Regions from separate parts of the Homo sapiens genome. Here region 2 is linked to region 1. A link is an interaction called in ENCODE POLR2A ChIA-PET data of the cell type or tissue named here. Cell type or tissue: IMR-90. All regions are shown on one strand. Region 1 overlaps ASCC2 (activating signal cointegrator 1 complex subunit 2). Region 2 overlaps MTMR3 (myotubularin related protein 3).

Region 1 (5,000 bases):
TGGTTGTGGGGATTAAATGAGATGCCTGTGAATGAGCACTGTGCCTGGAACATAGTAAGCACTCAATAAATTGTTATTACAATGGTGATGACAGCAGGGACAACAACAGCAGCACTAAATTGGGGGTATGGTGGGAAGGCAGATGAGTTGAGGGAGACAGCTGCCTGATCGAAGAGGGGTCTTGCTGGCAGACTGAAGAGTGTTACTCTGAAGGCCACGGGCAGCTCCTGAAAGATTGTACTAAGATATGTGTCCACCCTATATTTGTCCCTTTAGTCTTGGCTTGGGGCATGATCTCTAGCCAAAGGGTAGTTACCACACCACCTTTTCAGGGTAATTGGTAGAGCTAATGTTGGTTGAGGATCTATTTGAATAGCACATACTTGAAGACCCAAAAGAAATAGTCTTGTGGCCAGGCCCGGTAGCTCACGCCTGTAATCCCAGCACTTTGGGAGGCTGAGGCAGGTAGATCACTTGAGCCCAGGAGTTCAAGACCAGCTCGGGCAACATGGCAAAACCATTTTTTTTTTTTCCCAGACAGAGTCTTGCTCTGTCGCCTAGGCTGGAGTGCAGTGGCGCGATCTCGGCTCACTGCAACCTCCGCCTCCCGGGTTCAAGTGATTCTTCTGCATCAGCCTCCTGAGTAGCTGGGACCAGCTAATTTTTGTGTTTTTAGCAGAGACGGGGTTTCACCATGTTGGCCAGGCTAGTCTCGAACTCCTGACCTTGTGATCCGCCCGCCTTGGCCTCCTAAAGCACTGGGATTACAGGCGTGAGCCACCACGTCCAGTCAGCCTCCATTCATTTCTTTGTCCAGCCAGCAGATCTGTACAGAAAGTCTGCTCAATGCCAGGTGGTGTTCTATAGACTCGGAATGCTGGGTGAGCAAAGCTCAGACTGCCTCCAGACACCTACAAGCTAGTGGGGGAGACAGCTGGGAAGACCAGTCCTCCCCTTTTATACAGCTTTATTCAGGCATTGTTGAAGGACAATAAACTGCACATATTTAAAATATACAATTTGCCAACACCTATGAAAAGAAAGGGAATTTTTTTTTTGAGGTGGAGTCTAACCTGTTGCCCAGGCTGGGGTGCAGTGGCATGATCTCTGCTCACTGCAACCTCCGCCTCCCAGGTGCAAGTGATTCTCCTGCCTCAGCCTCCCGAGTAGCTGGGACTATAGGTGCGTGCCACTACACCTGGCTAAGTTTTGTATTTTTGATAAGAGATGGGATTTCACAGTGTTGGCCAGGCTGGTCTCAAACTCCTGGCCTCAAGTGATGGGCCTGACTTGGCCTCCGAAAGTGCTGGGATTACAGGCATGAGCCACTGTACCCAGCCAACATTTTAAAAATTAAAACGTAAAATATGCAATTTGATTGGTTTTTCCATCTGTATGCATGCATGAAACTATCATCATCAATGAGCATTTCTACCACCCCTGAAAGTTTTCTTGTGCCTCTCTGCAATCCATGCCTTCCTCCCACCCTTTCCCCATCCAAACCACTGATCTGAAAGCACTTTTAATGCTGTTCAAGTGGTATAGAGAGGTGAGCACAGAATGCAGGTGCTGAGGGAGAGCTTAGATGAGCTCCTAATCCAGCTGGGATGGGAGTCAGGGAGGCTTCCTGGAAGAGGTGAGATTGGAACTGGGGTCAGAAGGACAATCAGTGAGACCAGGATGGCACACAGATACCATAGGTCATTTAATAGGTCTGCAGTGTAAGCTTTGGCTCAAATCCTGCCTCAGTTGCCTCTTTAATCCCATGACCTTGGGAAAGTTCCTGAAACTTACTGTTTGATTCCTCCTCTAAAATGGGATGAATACTATGTCTCTTTTAAATAGTTTTTGTAGATTAAAAAAATAGGGGCTGTGGGTTGTGCCTGCTTAGTGGCTGGCACAGGGCAGGTCCACAATGAGTGGCAGCTTTCATTTGCACCATTCCAGCATTCACCAAATCTGTCTCCCACCGCCCAGTGCAATCTGTGCCCTTTTGTTATGACCCATGTTTATGCCTCCATAAAAATGTTTCTTCCATTTGAAGTCCTTATCCTCGAATGCTTGGAGCCTTGGAGGAAGTCTGCTTGCTCTGGGAAGCCGTCCCTTATCCTCCAGGTGCTATTAATTCCCTTCTGCATTTCCACAGTCCCTCTGCCAGGTTTGAGCTGTCACTTCCTTTGTTTTGTGCTCACTTGGTGATTTAGATGTCCATCTTCCCCCTGTGGGATTGTAGGGAAAGTAGAATCTCAGGGGTGTGTGTGTGTGTGTGTGTGTGTGTGTGTGTCAGAAGAATGAGTAGCCTGGTGTGTGTGTGTGTGTGTGTGTGTGTGTGTCAGAAGAATGAGTAGCCTGGTGTGTGTGTGTGTGTGTGTGTGTCAGGAGAATGAGTAGTCTGGGTGTATGTGTGTGTGTGTGTGTGTGTCAGAATGAGTAGCCTGGTTGTGTGTGTGTGTGTGTGTGTGTGTGTGTGTGTGTCGGGAGAATGAGTAGCCTGGCCTGAGTGAGAAGTGAGGGAAGAGGTAAAGTGCCAACAGATAGAAGAGGGAGGAAGCTTGGAAACCAAGGAGATGTATTTCGGCTCCTGACAGTTGTTTTGAACTTGTTTCAGCCAGCAGAATTTCTTTTTCAACAGATTTGTACCTGTAACTCCATGATACAAATTTGATTTAAATGGGAGGGGGTCCTGCAGACCCACATGAGAGGTGGCCTTGAAGAATCCTTGTGGTACCCACAGGCTCTACAGTTTGGAAACTCGCGTAAGGCACTAGGAAGGCATAGATGGTTCTTGAGGAGGCTGACCTCTTATCAGTCTCAATTTTTCTATATCCCCTGGATCAACAGACCTGGAAGTGGATGGACTGTGGTTGATAAGAGCTGACACATTGCCTGGCCATCCTCCTGCTACCACTTCCCCAGAGAAAGCACCCGTTATGTAGTCAGAGGAGAAAACTGAGCCCATCTCCTCTTTATGGTGAACAAAGTAAGGTTTGTTCATGGCAAGTAGGGGCTGGAAGGGAGAACTTGTGATTCTACGCTGAGACTTACTTACAAAAAAATAAAAAACAAAAAAAAAGGAAAGAACAGACCCAGACAAATTGTTTCATGGGTATAATTTTTTTTTTTTTTTTTTTTTTTGAGATGGAGTCTGGCTCTGTCAGCCAGGCTGGGGTGCAGTGGCGTGATCTCGGTTCACTGCAAGCTCTGCCTCCCGGGTTCACGCCGTTCTTCTGCCTCAGCCTCCCGAGTAGCTGGGACTACAGGCGCCCGCCACCATGCCCGGCTAATTTTTTTGTATTTTTAGTAGAGACGGGGTTTCACTGTGCTAGCCAGGATGGTCTCGATCTCCTGACCTCGTGATCTGCCTGCCTCAGCCTCCCAAAGTGCTGGGATTATAGGCATGAGCCACTGTGCCTGGCCTTTATGGGTATAATTTAATGTAAATGCCTGGAAGAGGTCTGCAAGGACACCCATCAGATGGTGAGTGGTTACCTCTGCAGGGAACATGGGGCCTGGGAGTGTAGTCCCAGGCAGCTCACCTTCTCTGTACCTTGTAAGTTTTTGAAAGAAAAGATGCTTGTGTCAAATTATATAATTAAAAATTAATTTAAAAAGTAATATATGTGGCCAGGAGAGGTGGCTCAAACCTGTAATCCTAGCACTTTGGGAGGCCAAGGCAGGCGGATGGCTTGAGCCCAGGAGTTTGAGACCACCTGGGCAACATGGCAAAACCCCATCTCTACTAAAAAAAAATTAGCCAGGCATGGTGGTGTGCACCTGTAGTCCCAGCTACTTGGGAGGCTGAGGTGGGGGATCACCTAAGCCCAGGAGGTAGAGGCTGCCGTGAGCCAAGATTATGCCACTCCACTTCAGCCTGGGCAACGGGAGTGAGACCTGTCTCAAAAACAAAACAAAACAAAACAAAAGTAATATATGAATATATGTTCTTTTTTTTTTTTTAATGGGAAAGTCTATTCAAGCCACAATTCACCACCCCCCGCCCCCATCAGAGATAACCACTATTAGCTTTGGGGCGTCATCTCCCCAGCTTCTTTTTTAAAAATCAATACCAGTGTGTGAATATACTTACACTTTTTAAAGACCGAAAACTATGCTCTGGTTTTTCTTCATAACAAATAAATCTTTTGCCTTTTACTAAAAAAGGAAAATGAAAACTGATTATATTAAACAGAGAGTTTTGTATCCTGCTTTCTCTTCCCTTAACCTTTCCCCGTGTCATTAAATCCACTCCGAAAACATGGATTTTAATTACCGCCTAGTGTTCGCTGAATGCAACCATGCCCTCTTTGTTAGATACACTTGGTTCTTTATGCTTAAAAGCTCCTTGGAGGGTCACCGGTTGGAACAGCCAAGTGTTGTCATTGCTGTGGGTTGGCAAATGGGCCCTCGCTGACTAACCTCTGCCACGTTAACACGTGGTTTTTGGATCCGTAGCACCCCGAGCAGAAGGCAGACCGGTATTTTGTGTTATACAAACCGCCCCCTAAAGACAACATTCCCGCCCTAGTGGAGGAGTACCTGGAACGCGCCACCTTCGTAGCCAATGACCTCGACTGGCTCCTGGCCTTGCCTCACGATAAATTCTGGTGCCAGGTAACATTCTATCAAAATTAACGCTAAGACAAAGCACATGACATGCCATTGGTTGGTTGCTGTTGTTGTTTTTCTTCCCCTAGGAGGTGCTTTTTTGTCTACTTCTTTCACTGGATCCTTAACAGCAAATTGTGGTTCGGATTGCTCTGTCTTGTATCACAATCTTAATGTTTACACACCTTTCAAAGTGTCAATTTTAGAATCTTGTGTTTAGCCCTTGGCTCATTCATACCTCCTTGGTCCCTTGGGGTCGGAGTGTTTGGAATAGGGCAGGGCTGATGGGCATTGAGTCCCTGCACAGTCCACCCACAAGCCCCTGGGGCCTAAGGGATAAATCCTCGCTCTCCTCTGTCTCCTGGTTTAGGTGATCTTTGACGAGACTCTACAGA
Region 2 (5,000 bases), 86 kb before region 1:
TAACTTGAGACTAGCCCTTCCACCAAAACTACTAAAAAACTGGACAAGATACATGAAACAGCTATTCTTGGATGCTGAACAATAGCACCGAACTGTGATCCCTGAGAGAAGACAAGCAAATTACCTGTGCCTTATGATTGTCAAAGCTTTGTATTTTGAGGCAGTTTCCAGACCCCAGCCAGAAAGGGAGAAACTGAGAATCTAGGGAGGGTGGAAACCCAATCAGAAACTTAAATGTGTCTCCGAAGGCTGAAGCAGCTGTAATTTGTGAGGCACTACTACATCTTTACTAAATTAGCTGCACATGTATTAGGTGAGATTTCACGAGGGTAGGCAAAGAACAACCACTGGGTAACAAGCAACTACTTGGGAACTATAAACACAACTACCAGAGTTTACACAGGCATTCTCCTTCTGACTGATTAAAGAGACCTTACTAAACTCAGGCCATTCAGCTGAAACCTTTATAAACACAGCTCAACTAGCCCGAGGGCAAAGGCTCCTCTACAGGCCCAGATGAACAAAGCTTTAAATAAAAACAAGCCTAACGTTGAATTATGGATTTTCTAACATATCCAAAAGTAAAATGTATGACAATAGCAAAAAGAACAGAAGATAGGAAAATGGAGACATAACGCCATAGGATTCTTATACATTAAGTGGTATATAATTTGAAGGCAGAATGTCGTAAGTTAAAGGTATCTACTATAGAGCAGCCACAGAGAAAAATAGAACAAATAAGTATATCTCCACTAAAAGAGGGGATAAGATGAAATATTACAAAATCTTTCATTCAAAAAATGACAGAAAAGAATAGACGGGATGAATAGAAAACAAATGGCAAAATGGTAGACTGAAACCTAACCATATGGATACTCAAACTCAGAGTAAACCCATCATTTAATAACAACAATTAAAAGGAGACTGTCAGCCGGGCGCAGTGGCTCACACCTGTAATCCCAGCACTTTAGGAGGCCAAGGCGGGTGGATCACCTAAAGTCAGGAGTTTGAGACCAGCTTTGCCAACACAGGGGTAAATATACAAAACATAAAATATACAAAAATTAGCCGGGCATGGTGGCAGGCGCCTGTAATCCCAGCTCCTCAGGAGGCTGAGGCAGGAGAATCACTTGAACCCGGGAGGCTGAGGTTGCAGTGAGCCAAGATGGCATCACTGCACTCCAGCCTGGGTGGCAGAGCGAGACTCCATCTCAATGAATGAACAAATGAATGAATGAAGGAGACCGTCAGCCTAAATAAAAAAGCGAGACCTAACTATGTGCTAATCACAAGAAATGCATTGCAAATATATACACAGACTAAAAGTAAAAGGATGGGAAAAAATTATGCAAATACTGTGGTAATAAAGCTACAAGAGTTATATTCATGTTAAAGTAGCCTGGGGGATGGCAAATATTATCAAAATAAAGTGGGACAAGTCATTATAAAAGAATGAATTTACTGAGAAGACATAACAATCCTAAATATGTATGTACCTAAAAACAGAACTTCAAAATATATGAGACAGAACTGGTAGAACCAAATATTTGTCTTTTCAAAGACACAAAACATTCACCACAATAGACCATATGCCTTACCACAAAACAAATCTCAAATTCTGAAATCCTGAAAAAGACTGAAATCCTATAGAGTATGTTCTCTGACCACAATGGAATTAAATTAGTAACAGTAAAATATCTACAGGAAGTTAAACATCAAACTTTTATAATTCATAGGCCAAAAAAGACATTAAAAGAGAAATTAGAAAATATTCAAACTGAATAGTAGTACACAATATGTCATTTTGTGAGCTGCAACTGAAGCACTGCTCAGAGGAAAACTCAGATATTCACAGTATATACAAAAAGGCAACCCTACACTTACTTCTCTCAGTATTAATTTGAAGTGTTTCACAGACCCAAATGTCAAACAAAGCTATAAACTTCCAGAATAAAATTTAAGAAAATATTAGTGACCTTAGGTTTAGAGACAATTCCTTAGATAGGCTTTTAAAAAGATCATTAACTCAAAAAGAAAAAAAAAATAACTGACTACATAAAGATTAAGTTTTTGCTCTCTGAAAGACACTGTTAAGAATGAAAAGGCAAGCCACAAATTACAAGAACATATTTGCAAAACATGTAATTTACAAAACCTGTTATGAAGGACTCATATTCAGAATACATTATGAACTCACAATAAACAAAAAACAACCTATTTTAATGAGCAAAAGATTTGAACAGACACTTCACCAAAGACATATAAATGGCAAATAAGCACATGAAAAGATAATCATCATTAGTCATCTGGAAATTACAAACTAAAACCATGATGATGTATTGCTACAGACCCACTAGAATGACTTAAGTTAGTAAGAATGACAATACCAAGCATCAACAAGGATTTGGAGCCCTGGAATTCTCATGCATTGCCAGTGGGAATGCAAAATAGGCCGTTACTTTAAAAACTATAAACACACTTACCCTACAATCCTGCAATTTCTACTCCTGGATTTTTAACCAAGAGAAATGAAAATATATGTCCACACAAAGATCTATGTTGCAAATATTCAGAGGAGATTTATTCGTAATAGCCAAAAACTGGGCCGGGCGTGGTGGCTCATGCCTGTAATCCCAGCACTTTGGGAGGTTGAGGTGGGCGGATCACGAGCTCAAGAGATCAGACCAACCCGGCTAACAAGGTGAAACTCCGTCTCTACTAAAAATACAAAAAATTAGCCGAGTGCGGTGGCATGAGCCTGTAGTCCCAGCTCCTCAGCAGGCTGAGGCAGGAGAATAGCTTTAACCCAGGAGGCGGAGGTTGCAGTTAGCCGAGATCTCGCCACCGCACTCCAGCCTGGGCGACAGAGCGAGACTCCGTCTCAAATAAATAAATAAATAAACCCAAAACCTGGAAAAAAAAAAAACCCCAATATCCATTAACTAGTAAATAAAGGAATTGTGGAATATCCATACAATGGACTACTACTTAGCAATTAAATGGAACAACTACTGCTTTTAACAATATGAATGATTCTCAAAGCATTATACTAAAATGAAAGAGGACAGGCACAAAATAGTATATCCTGTATGATTTCATTTATATTACATCCTAGAAAAAAGGCAAAATTTGTGCAAATTATACCTCTCTAAGGCTGATTTTTTAACCATGTGGCAGCAAAAAGAGTCAAAGGTATACATATGTGCTCTGGTTAAGACCAGTATTTTCCCTAAATCTTAGTTACAGAAGGCTCTGAGAAGTTAATGACTTGCCCCAAATTAGTAACCAGTGGAAACATGTTTTGGGATATAGATCACTTTACTGTAAATATAAACTTGGAATGTACGCTTTAGGAATGATTAAGAAGATCTGTATAACTAAGACCCTTTGTTTCTGTTTTTGTTTTGAGATGGGAGTCTCGCTGTTACCCAGGCTAGAGTGCAGTGGTGCAATCATGGCTCACTGCTGTCTTGATGTCCTGGGCTCAAGCAACTCTCCTACCTCAGCTTCCTGAGTAGCTGGGACTATAGGTGAGCACCACCACAGCTGGATAATAATTATTATTATTATTTTGTAGAGGGGGTCTTGCAATGTTGCCCAGGCTGGTCTCAAACTCCAGGCCTCACAAGTGATTCTCTCGCCTCGGCTTCCCAGAATGCTGGGATTACAGGTGTAAGCCACTGTGCCTGGCTGACTAAGACCCTTTCGATGGAGCTCCAGAACTATGTTTAACTCACAGTTAAGTATTAAAGGAAGTTTCAATTTACATAGGCAAGCCAGCTAAAACAGTTCAGGCCAAGAGTTGGATGATGTAGCACAGACATCTCAAATACTTAGCTTACCACAATCTTGGCCAATGGTCAAGTTTATTTTGGGACTGGAATATTTAAAAGTCCTTCATATTCTCTGCAGCTCCTACACATTGATCCTATTAAGGCCTTCCAATTCTGAATCTTTTAGGTACTCACCTTTCATTCTCACCTAATGCATTACCTCCAGGCAAATGGGGTGGTAAAGAAGAACTGGACTTTGAAAGGCAACATAATGACAACAGCTTATTAAAAAGCAAGACAAGGCCAGGTTTGGTGGCCCATGCCTGCAATCCTCCTAGCACTTTGGGAGGCTGACACAGGAGGATCGCTTGAGTTCTAGATAAGCCTGGGCAACATAGCGAGAACCCATCTCTACTAAAAATTTTAAAATTAGCCAGGCATGGTAGCGCACACCTGTAATCCCAGCTACTTGGGAGGCAGGAGGATCCTTTGAGCCCAGGAGTTTGAGGCAGCAGTGTGCTATGATCATGCCACTGCACTCCAGCCTGGGTGACAAAGCGAGACTTTGTCATTCATTTCTTCATTCATTCATTCATAAACATAAATAAATAATAAAAAGACAGGAAAACTGATCTTAATACCTAATTAGCCACATCAACTTTAACCTTAGCATAAAAAAAACAAATTAAGACTTTTCTTCATCTCTACCATCAACTCATTTTGCAGAAGTCTAACATTTAATCCACAAGTGGGCAATCCATGAAACCTAAAGCAATTACTACAAGTTCACTAATGCTTACTATACATACCTCACCTCTTCATTTCCTCTTGTCTGACTTTTCACCGAGTTTTTCTCCCCTCTCTTTCTGACCCTTTTATATGTTTATCATAGCTACTTTGTAAGAAAACAATAAAGAGGATATTTATGCCTAATCAGTGAAAAGTACTGACTTTATATCTTTGCTATTGTACTTATTATGGTGATAAGCTCTTTAAGGGAAACTTCTACACTGTATAGGCATAAATAATGGGAAAGGAATACTGATTAATTCTATACCCATTATGAACACTTTTCCCTCTAAGCCATTGAAAAATGGAAGATACTTTACTATTTTCACTCCACTGATCCTGAATATTATCTCATATATAAACTGAGTGTACCTATATATATTGTTTACCCTGAGATTAAAGTCCAAACTATTTTTTAAATACGTAGAAAGCCCACTG

The links. Peaks named below come from ENCODE experiments on the same cell type or tissue, not always from the same donor. Only the 100,000 strongest peaks of a DNase experiment are listed, where the experiment ranks them.
Region 2: POLR2A ChIA-PET joins it to region 1 with 7 read pairs; 7 of 35 experiments call an interaction of 5 or more read pairs at or near these places.

What each region holds. Positions count from the first base shown.
Region 1 is chr22:29,825,233-29,830,232 of GRCh38, reverse strand. ASCC2 (activating signal cointegrator 1 complex subunit 2) reads left to right here. Exons shown (of 20, transcript NM_032204.5): 3 at 4,453-4,611; 4 at 4,976-5,000. Among named protein-coding and RNA genes, the nearest start is that of ASCC2, 11 kb to the left of the region's middle. In IMR-90, no CTCF peak of the experiment used is centred here; a DNase peak (open chromatin) is centred at 2,432.
Region 2 is chr22:29,911,653-29,916,652 of GRCh38, reverse strand. All of the region lies in intron 1 of MTMR3 (myotubularin related protein 3), which reads right to left. Among named protein-coding and RNA genes, the nearest start is that of MTMR3, 31 kb to the right of the region's middle. RefSeq lists an enhancer at 3,088-4,070. In IMR-90, no CTCF peak of the experiment used is centred here; DNase peaks (open chromatin) are centred at 2,362 and 3,792; H3K27ac peaks cover 1,336 bases.